Regions from separate parts of the Homo sapiens genome. Here region 2 is linked to region 1. Evidence: read pairs that join two places in POLR2A ChIA-PET (ENCODE). Cell type or tissue: Caco-2. All regions are shown on one strand. Links, peaks and the distances in the headings refer to the core of each region. The heading gives the core; the rest is flanking DNA. Region 1 has its middle 78 kb from the start of IL6ST-DT. Region 2 holds the start of LOC101928419 (a long non-coding RNA gene).

What was found. ChIA-PET counts read pairs that join two places held together with the same protein. Peaks named below come from ENCODE experiments on the same cell type or tissue, not always from the same donor. Only the 100,000 strongest peaks of a DNase experiment are listed, where the experiment ranks them.
Region 2: POLR2A ChIA-PET joins it to region 1 with 10 read pairs; 9 of 35 experiments call an interaction of 5 or more read pairs at or near these places.

What each region holds. Positions count from the first base shown.
Region 1 is chr5:56,070,621-56,075,015 of GRCh38, reverse strand. No RefSeq gene overlaps it. Among named protein-coding and RNA genes, the nearest start is that of IL6ST-DT, 78 kb to the right of the region's middle. RefSeq lists an enhancer at 547-1,048. In Caco-2, for the core only: a CTCF peak has its summit at 2,429; a DNase peak (open chromatin) is centred at 2,485.
Region 2 is chr5:56,121,581-56,125,975 of GRCh38, reverse strand. The region is part of intron 8 of ANKRD55 (ankyrin repeat domain 55); the gene reads left to right. It overlaps LOC101928419 (a long non-coding RNA gene), which reads right to left and starts at 1,875. Exons shown (of 2, transcript XR_241794.2): 1 at 1,718-1,875. It also overlaps the pseudogene RNU6-299P. RefSeq lists a silencer at 3,532-3,704. In Caco-2, for the core only: no CTCF peak of the experiment used is centred there; a DNase peak (open chromatin) is centred at 2,025.

The sequences.
Region 1 (4,395 bases), core at 270-4,269:
TGTTGTTGTTGTTGTTGTTGTTGTTGTTGTTGTTGTTTTAGAGACAGAGTCTCACTCTGTCTCCCAGGCTGGAGTGCAGTGGCATGATCATAACTCACTACAGCCTCAAACTCCTGGACTCAAGCAACCCTCCTCCCTCAGCCTCCTAAGTAAGCTGGGACAACCAGCATGCACTACCATGCCCAGCTAATTTTTTAAAAAATTTTTTGTAGAAACTGGGTCTCACTATATTGCCCAGGCTGGTCTAGCACTCCTAGGCTCAAGTGATCCTCCCACCTCGGCTTCCCAAAGTGTTGGAATTACAGGCATGAGCCACCTTGCAGCCAATGTTGTATTTTTTAAAAAGAAGCAGGGCGTGGTGGCTCACACCTGTAATCTTGGCACTTTGGGAGGCTGAGTCAGGAAGATCGCATGAAACCAGGAATTCCAGACCAGCCTGAGCAACATAGCAAGACCTCCATCTCTACAAAACATAAAAAATAACCAGGCATGGTGGCATGCCCCTGTGGTCCCAGCAGCTCAGGAGGCTGAGGTGGAAGGATCACTTGAGCCCAGGAGGTTGAGGCTGCAGTAAGCCATGATTGTACCTTGCACTCCAGACTGGGCAAGAGAGTGAGACAAGAAAGAAAGAGAGAGGCTGGGTGCGGTGGCTTACCCCCTGTAATCCCACCACTTTGGGAGGCCGAGGCAGGCAGATCACCTGAGGTCAGGAGTTCGAGACCAGCCTGACCAACATGGAGAAACCCTGTCTCTACTAAAAACACAAAATTAGCCGGGTGTGGTGGTGGACGCCTGTAATCCTAGCTACTCGGGAGGCTGAGGCAGGAGAATCGCTTGAACCTAGGAGGTGGAGGTTGCAAGATTGTGGAGCCGAGATTGTGCCATTGCACTCCAGCCTGGGTAACGAGCAAAACTCTGTCTCAAAAAAAAAAAAAAAAAAAAAAGAAAGGAAGGAAGGAAGGGAGAGAAAGAGAGAGAGAGAGAGAAATTCATCTTGAAGCAATAGAGTCACACTCAGAGACAGGTACTTAGGTACTCTGAACCCATGGAATGGAGAGCCCATCCAGCAAAGGCAGGTGCCAGCCTCCTGGTGCATACCCTGGGGCATGAGCCTTGGAGAGCAATGGCAGACAGTACCACCTCACCAAGTTGCCTTTTTCCTCTCTCACTTATTCTAGTGCACATATATTTGGTTTTTCAAAAGCTAAATATGCCAATGATGTAATTCCAGACTGAAGTTTAAAGAGTTCCATTTTCATTAGTCCATTTTCTTGTTCTATTTTGTAAGGTCTCAGTAGGATTTGTACAATTGCATTATGATTGAGCATTACAAATAGAGTCTGCTTTCTAGGAGTGGACAGCAAGGTTGAAAGAGAAGAATCTAGGAGGTTAAACTGCCAAAGAACAATACAGAAAAATTTGCAAGCAAATACCATCGTGGTTTGTGATAAGAAGTGCTAAGGCTATTCCTAGAAGTGAAATCACTGCAAACTGGGGAGAACCTTGTGAGTGAATGGGCGGGAGGTGGGAGGTTAGGGCCTCAGATCAGACCAGCATGGCAGTGTTACGCTGCCACTTACTAGCTATGTGGCTTTCTAAGTCTCAGCTTCACTTCTCTTAAATGGAGATAATAATACTTACTTACCTCCTAAGGCTATTATGAAGGTTAAATAAGATAGTGTATGTAAGTGCCTGGCACATAGTGAGCACTCAGTAAATGCTGTCATTATTCTAAACAAGGCCTTAAAGCATGAGTCAAATTTAAACAAGCAGAGGGGTGGGGACAAGAAAGTAGAGACCAGGCTTTGTGGCCATCTGGAGTGAAGATAATGCGGAGGATGTAAAGCAGTGATGCACTGGCACGGGTTCTGATCCTGGTTCTCTTATTTCCTTGTGATCTGGGGCAAGTATGCTCTGTGCTTCAGTTACCTCATCTATTAAATGAAGATGACAATATGTAGTCAATTACCACATGGGATTAAATGAGATATTATATCTTAAATGTTCAGCACAATATCTTAAAACGCACACATAAGAAACTGGTGAGCCATGGGGGACTCTGGGGAAAAAGGTTAGGGAACAAGAATGGAAAGGAGACTTATTTTATGTACATCTCACTTCATGCCCTTTAATTTCTTTTAAATGTTTTACTGGGTTTCTTCAATTTCTTTCAAATGTTTTACCAATTCAAAAAAAATTTTTAATCTCAAAAAACATATGCCAAAAAAAAAAACACAAATAGAAATCCAAGCTGGACGCGGTGGCTCATGCCTGTAATCCCAGCACTTTGGGAGGCTGAGGCGGGTGGATCGCTCAAGGTCAGGAGTTTGAGACCAGCCTGGCCAACATGGTGAAACCCTGTCTCTACTAAAAATACAAAAAAATTAGCCAGGCATGGTGGTGGGGGCGCTGTAATCCCAGCTACTTGAGAGGCTGAGGCAGAAGAATTGCTTGAAACAGGGAGGCAGAGGTTGCAGTGAGCCGAGATGGCGCCACTGCACTCCAGCCTGAGAGACTGAGGGAGACTCCATCTCAAAAAAAAAAAAAAAAAAAAAGAGAGACATCAGTACAGAGCCTAGTACATATATGGCTACAGTATACTAATCTATCCCACATGGAATAAGACCACATTCTTTCTCACCCTGCTAAAAGAGTACAGAATAATTTATAATTTCAGTAGAAAGCCAAAATCTGCCAAAGCAATATTTTGAAAAATAAGATTTGCAAAGCAAATGCTGAAATCATGTTTAGCTTCTTAAGGAAACGAAGTTTTCAAATACTTAAAGTAGTTTTAGCAGCACCTATTTAGATAAGAACAATTAATTGTCCTCATTACAATTTTTTTCCTTAAGGCATTTGAGCAATCCCAGGAGGATTTCTACTTGTTTTCTCAGCTATTTAAGTATTAAGGAGTATGCTTTAAAATAATAAATTTATATTTACCTTTAAAATTATTGTCTAGTTTACATTTTAATTCAGATCAGATCTCTTTGAGACTATTCTGACTTACTGAGAGTTCATTGTAGTTGTATGCCTCAAAACAATTAACAAGTGTTTCTTCTCCCTACGTTGGACCTGAGCTTAGTTTGCTTTCCCTTCCTTCTTTCTTTTCTTCTTGTATATTCCTCCCCATTTCTTTCCCACACAAAATTTCCTATAAAAACACATTTGTGGATAAGCTTGCTATGTTCTTATCGGCAGCTCTGTGGTCTCCAAGCAAAGATGTCAATTCTAAAATGTTTCCCCAGAGACCCATGGATCAGAAGGTTGTTAAATCAGCCCTGAGGATCCCAGGCGCTGCCTTCCAGCCCTGGATCAGAGCCCTGTCCCTACTGGGTATTCACACTTACCTGGTTCCCCAGCACATACAACCTTTTGGAGGTCTGGGAGGGAATCACTGCCAGGAAGCAGCTGCAAGGACTCAGTTACTACAAGGCACCATAGCATATTGGGGAATCTTCCTACGTTCAACTGATATTTTACTTTTAAAAAATCTGATCATTTTACATTCTGTGTTAAATGATCATCAGCGGGCCTTGCCTTTTTTCATATAAACTCAACCTATGACTCTTTCCTCCTACTACAGGAAACCTATTGTGTGGCAAATATGCCAACACTGCTTCAATCTCAGAGTAAAATTACAAGAAAAAAAGAGGAAACACCCTAAGCCTAAACCACATGCTTGAGGTTTCATTTTAAAATAGGCAGATCCTATTCTAATTTTTCTCCAAGTCACGTGCAATATTTTTCTAGAAGTACATTTTGCTTTTTACTTTTCAGGTTGGAGATTGTTTTTCCATCTGGCTTTTCTGCTTTCAACTCAGTTACAAAACTGTAGTCAACATTTTCACAGGTTGTCAATGGAAACCTGATTATGGCTCCTCATCCAAGAAGAAAAAATAAAATTGAGTTGAATAGAGGACAAGATAGTACAGAAAATGCATTCAGATTTATCAGACTTTCCCAACTTCCTGCTGTTTGCTTTACAAAACAGAGCAAATCTCACATTCCTCCCGTTTAGTCCCAAAACACTTCTAGGGAAATTCTGTCACATGACAGCCAAGGATACCCAAATTTAGAGCCCTGCATGCTGAATGGGGACACATGATCACTTTAAAAAGAATGAGACTGGGAGCTATTATTTCTTCCAGATGGATATGAAGTCATTTTCAAAGAAATAAAGGCATTGATTTATTTGGGATCTTATCAACAGCAGTTCAAAGTGTGCAGTATCAAGGAGAAGGAAGAGGCTTAGTCTTCTAGGAAATGATGATGGACTCGGTATGGGAATTGAGACGATTTTCTACATAGCCGTGAATTAATGAAACTTAAGCTTAGGTGGGGGGCCTCACTTGCACAGGCCCCCGCTAGTGCTGGGGGTTAGTTGCTGGTAGG
Region 2 (4,395 bases), core at 201-4,200, 51 kb before region 1:
TTTTATTAGAGACAGGGTTTCACCATGTTGGCCAGGCTGGTCTTGAACTCCTGGCCTCAGGTGACCCGCCCGCCTCGGCCTCTCAAAGTGCTGGGATTACGTGCGTGAGCCACCGTGCCCAGCCTACTTATCATAATTTTAGATGCCCCAAGAAAGCACCTCCTACTCCCAGATACCTGAAATTCTTTTTTTAAAAATTATTTTATAAAATATGGAATACTTCACAAATTTGTGTGTCATCCCTGCGCAGGGGCCACGCTAATCTTCTCTATTAATACCTGAAATTCTTTTAACTCAGGGAAAAAATGGGGAGTTCTACATAGGTCTCAGAAGTTGGAGATGGTTAAATGACTTTAAGTAAAATTAAAGTATAAATCATTGAAAGTAGACATTTTCCAGCCAGTGTGGTGGCTCACACTTATAATCCCAGCACTTTGAGAGGCCGAGATGGGTGGATCACTTGAGGTCAGGAGTTTGAGACCAGCCTGGCCAACATGGCGAAACCCATCTTTACTGAAAATACAAAAATTAGCCAGGTGTGGTGGCGGACACCTATAATCCCAGCTACTCAGGAGGCTGAGGCAGGAGAATCGCTTGAACCCAAGAGGCAGAGGTTGCAGTGAGCCAAGATCGCGCCATTGCACTCCAGCCTGGGTTACTAAGCAAGCAAGACTCTGTCTGAAAAAAAAAAAGAAAAAAGAAAAAAGTAAGTGTTTTCCTAAGAGCAGATGTTGATCCTAAGCAAGTAAGAAAGTAGAAGAACATAAGCTACATTAGGAAAAAAGTGAATTAACCATTTTTTAAAAAAAGAACAAATTTCAGAAAGGCAGGCTGAGGGAAAGTTCATCTACTTCAAAACACTCCTAGAACCAGCTTTGAACAGAATAGTTCCCATTTTGCAATACCACCCACTTAGCAAAGAAAATCCAATTCTCTAGGCCTCATGGTGGAAAGTAAAACTAAGGGGAAAAAAGAAAGTACAAAGATAAGGAGAGTTCAAAAGGAAGTAAAATATCCAGAAGAGTCCTTTCCAATCCAGTACTCAATTCAGAGGCCTCATGTACTGATCAAATCCTAGCCTCCATTTTTTTCCACGTTTTCTGCAGCAAAACATGAAATTCTGCCTTCATGCTGAAGCTATAAGCTTCTGTTAATAGTTGAATTTTTCAGGGCCAGGCACAGTGGCTCACATCTATAATCCCAGCACTTTGGGAGGCTGAGGCAGGTAGATCACAAGGTCAGGAGTTCAAGACCAACCTGGCCAACATGGTGAAACCCTGTCTCTACTAAAAATACAAAAATTAGCCGGGCGTGGTGGCGCACGCCTGTAATCCTAGCTACTCCGGAGGCTGAGGCAGGAGAATTGCTTGAACCTGAGAGGCAGAGGTTGCAGTGAGCTGAGATTGTGCCACTGCACTCCAGCCTGGATGACAGAGCGAGACTCCGTCTCAAAAAAAAATTAAAAAAAACAAAAATAAATAGTTTAATTTTTCAAAGTTTGCACAGGTTTATGTGCTTTAAGTATTTACAATAATTGTGATTTCCCTTTCCTTCTTCTCTTTTTTAGTGAAAGTTTTTCCTATTGAAAGTTTTTGTGAAAAGGAAAGAAAAGTAAAGTAGTAATAAAAAGAGGTAGAAGGAAAATATGAAGAACTAGGCCTCCCAGATAGTAAAACACATCATAAGTCTATGGTACTTAAAACATTGTAGTACTTACCTAAGATATGACACAGAACACATAACCCAGAAGCAGCATATGTAGCTTAAGTGTTTCAAATTTCATCAGTCTATGAGGTCACAGTCCGCTTTAATATGCAGTTTACTTGTCTTCAGAGAGGAAAGTCTGTTACCAAGTCCTGCTCTCTGTGTATTTCTGGGAATTCTCTGGGGAATGTTTACATGTTTCATTAATCATTCCTCAGTCACTGATAGCTCAACCAACGCTGCATCCTTGGACCCATTATCTCCTGCCATTCAGCGGCCACCACATCCGCCCACTCTTGTCTCTGCTGAATTCCTTCTGAATCATGGGCCCTGCCCTTTAGCCCCCTGCTGTGACAGCTGAGGCAGATTGGCTGTGTTTGCAGGACATCCTGAAGCTTAGAGATAAGAAGGAGCTAAAGTTTAGACAACTTGAAATTAGGTACCACAGACTGGCCCCAAGGACATGAGTATATTAGAGATTATCTATATGCTCCCCTCGTTACTCAGCAAAACCCTGTTCTTCTGGATCGCTTCCATGTTGATGGTCAGAGGAATTTAAACAGTCGGTCTTAGTAATTGTCATGAAGGAGTATTTCACAAAGCTTCTGAGTGAATCATCACATGTTGGTAAGCCTGACTAGATCAACATCCAGCCCTCCATCTGCTGAATTTATTGGCAATACACTGTCTAAATGGGAGGACATAATCTGCTGGGGACCCGTCCTGTTTCAGAATAAATGTCTCCTGGAGACCTCTCTCACATAGAATGGAACTAATCACATCTGCCACATTCAAATATGCAGTGTGATTGATCACTGTGTTGAAAAATACATGGCCCTATTACGTGTTATAAAATTGCTGCTTCTAGCATAACAGGAAAAAGGTGTTTAATTGACAGAAGATACAATCTGTACCTGGTAATTCTGGGGCCACACAATATACATACATATATGCTCTCCAAATACTCATGTCCAACCCCGTTCACAGATATACCCAACCCAGCCCTTCTCTGTCCAGCTGCCAGGCTGCCTCCAGGCCTGAGAGACCACCTGGCCCTCTCAGAAGTGCCCTTCTGCCCAAGGTTCAGGCCCTGCACAAGGCTGAGGAGAGGTCTTCCATGACCTCCTTTCCTGCCCCAGGACTGCCCATTTCCCGAGTGACTTACCAGAGGGATAGTCATTCTTTGCACAGAAGACCCCATTCATAGGAATGTGGGCCAGGCTCACACCTGTAATCCCAGCACTTTGGGAGGCTGAGGCAGATGAATCCCTTGAGCCCAGGAGTTCGAGAGCAGCCTTGGCAACATGGCGAAACCCCATCTCTACAAAAAATACAAACATTAGCCGGACATAGTGGTACATGCCTGTAGTCCCAGCTACTCAGGGGGCTGACATGTGAGGATTGCTTGAGCCCAGGAGGTGAAGGTTGCAGTGAACTGTGATTGTACCACTGCACTCCAGCCTGGGTGACAGAGTGAGACCGTATCTCAAAAAAGGAATGTCAACTTGCCCTTTGCCCTTTGCCTCTCCCTACACCCCCAGAAAAAAATCAGAACATAGTTTTGTGACATCAGTACTTAATCCAAAATATAGTTATTCAATCTTTTATTTTTGGAGACAGAGTCTCACCCTGTCACCCAGGCTGGAGTGCAGTGGCACGATCTCAGCTCACTGCAACCTCCACCTCCCTGGTTCAAGCGATTCTCCTGTCTCAGCCTCCCGAGTAGCTGGGACTACAGGTGTGCGCCACCATGCCTGGCTAATTTTGGGTTTGTTTTTTTTTTAGTAGATTAGGGGTTTCACCATGTTGGCCAGACTGGTCTTGAACTCCTGACCTCAAGTGATCCACCCACCTCAGCCTCCCGAAGTGCTGGGATTCTAGATGTTAGCCACCGTGCCTGGCCTAGTTTATTCAATCTTGAATACAACTATGTGTAGAATCAAACGTCCAGTACCTTTTCACAGTATTTTCCAGGATGACCTGATGGCCAGGGCTAATCGTCTTTAGGCCACCTCCAAGCTCTCAAACTCTGATCTCCTGCTGGCAACTGCCTAAGCTACTACAAGTCCACAGCTTCCAAAAATAATAATGCATAGGCACAGAGCAGCTATAAATCTACACTTAAGAAACATTTTTTTAGAGTAAACATAATCTTCAGAGATGCAACTCTATCTCCCAGCAAGTTGACTTTTTATATGCTTCAGCTAAGCTTCAGCTTCTCAAACTTCTGTTTTAGATCGAAGTATTTGCTGTACATTAGGCACACTTAAAAACCCACTGGGACAGGTTACCAAAACACAGGCAGAGTCCTTCATCCAAGACAAAGCCAAGCCTTGACCTCCTAGAAAACAGTAGGTGCTCTTTAAATGAATAGTGGAAATTCTTATTTCTACTCACAGAGTTAAAAAAATTCAGGGTCTAATTCTACCCAGAATTATTTTGTCTTTGGTACAATAAAGAAAGCAGTATCACAAAAGTACCAATTTATTCGACCTTCTTGTTGGGAGCCTCTATATGTGCCAGAACCACACAGTGAGTGAAAGGCTCCCATTCCCCTCCCACGTGGAGCATACAATCTTTTTTAAAAAGTGGTGGAACACTGGCCGGGTGTGGTGGCTCACTCCTGTAATCCCAGCACTTTGGGAGGCCCAGGCGGGTGGATCACGAGGTCAGGAGATCGAGACCAGCCTG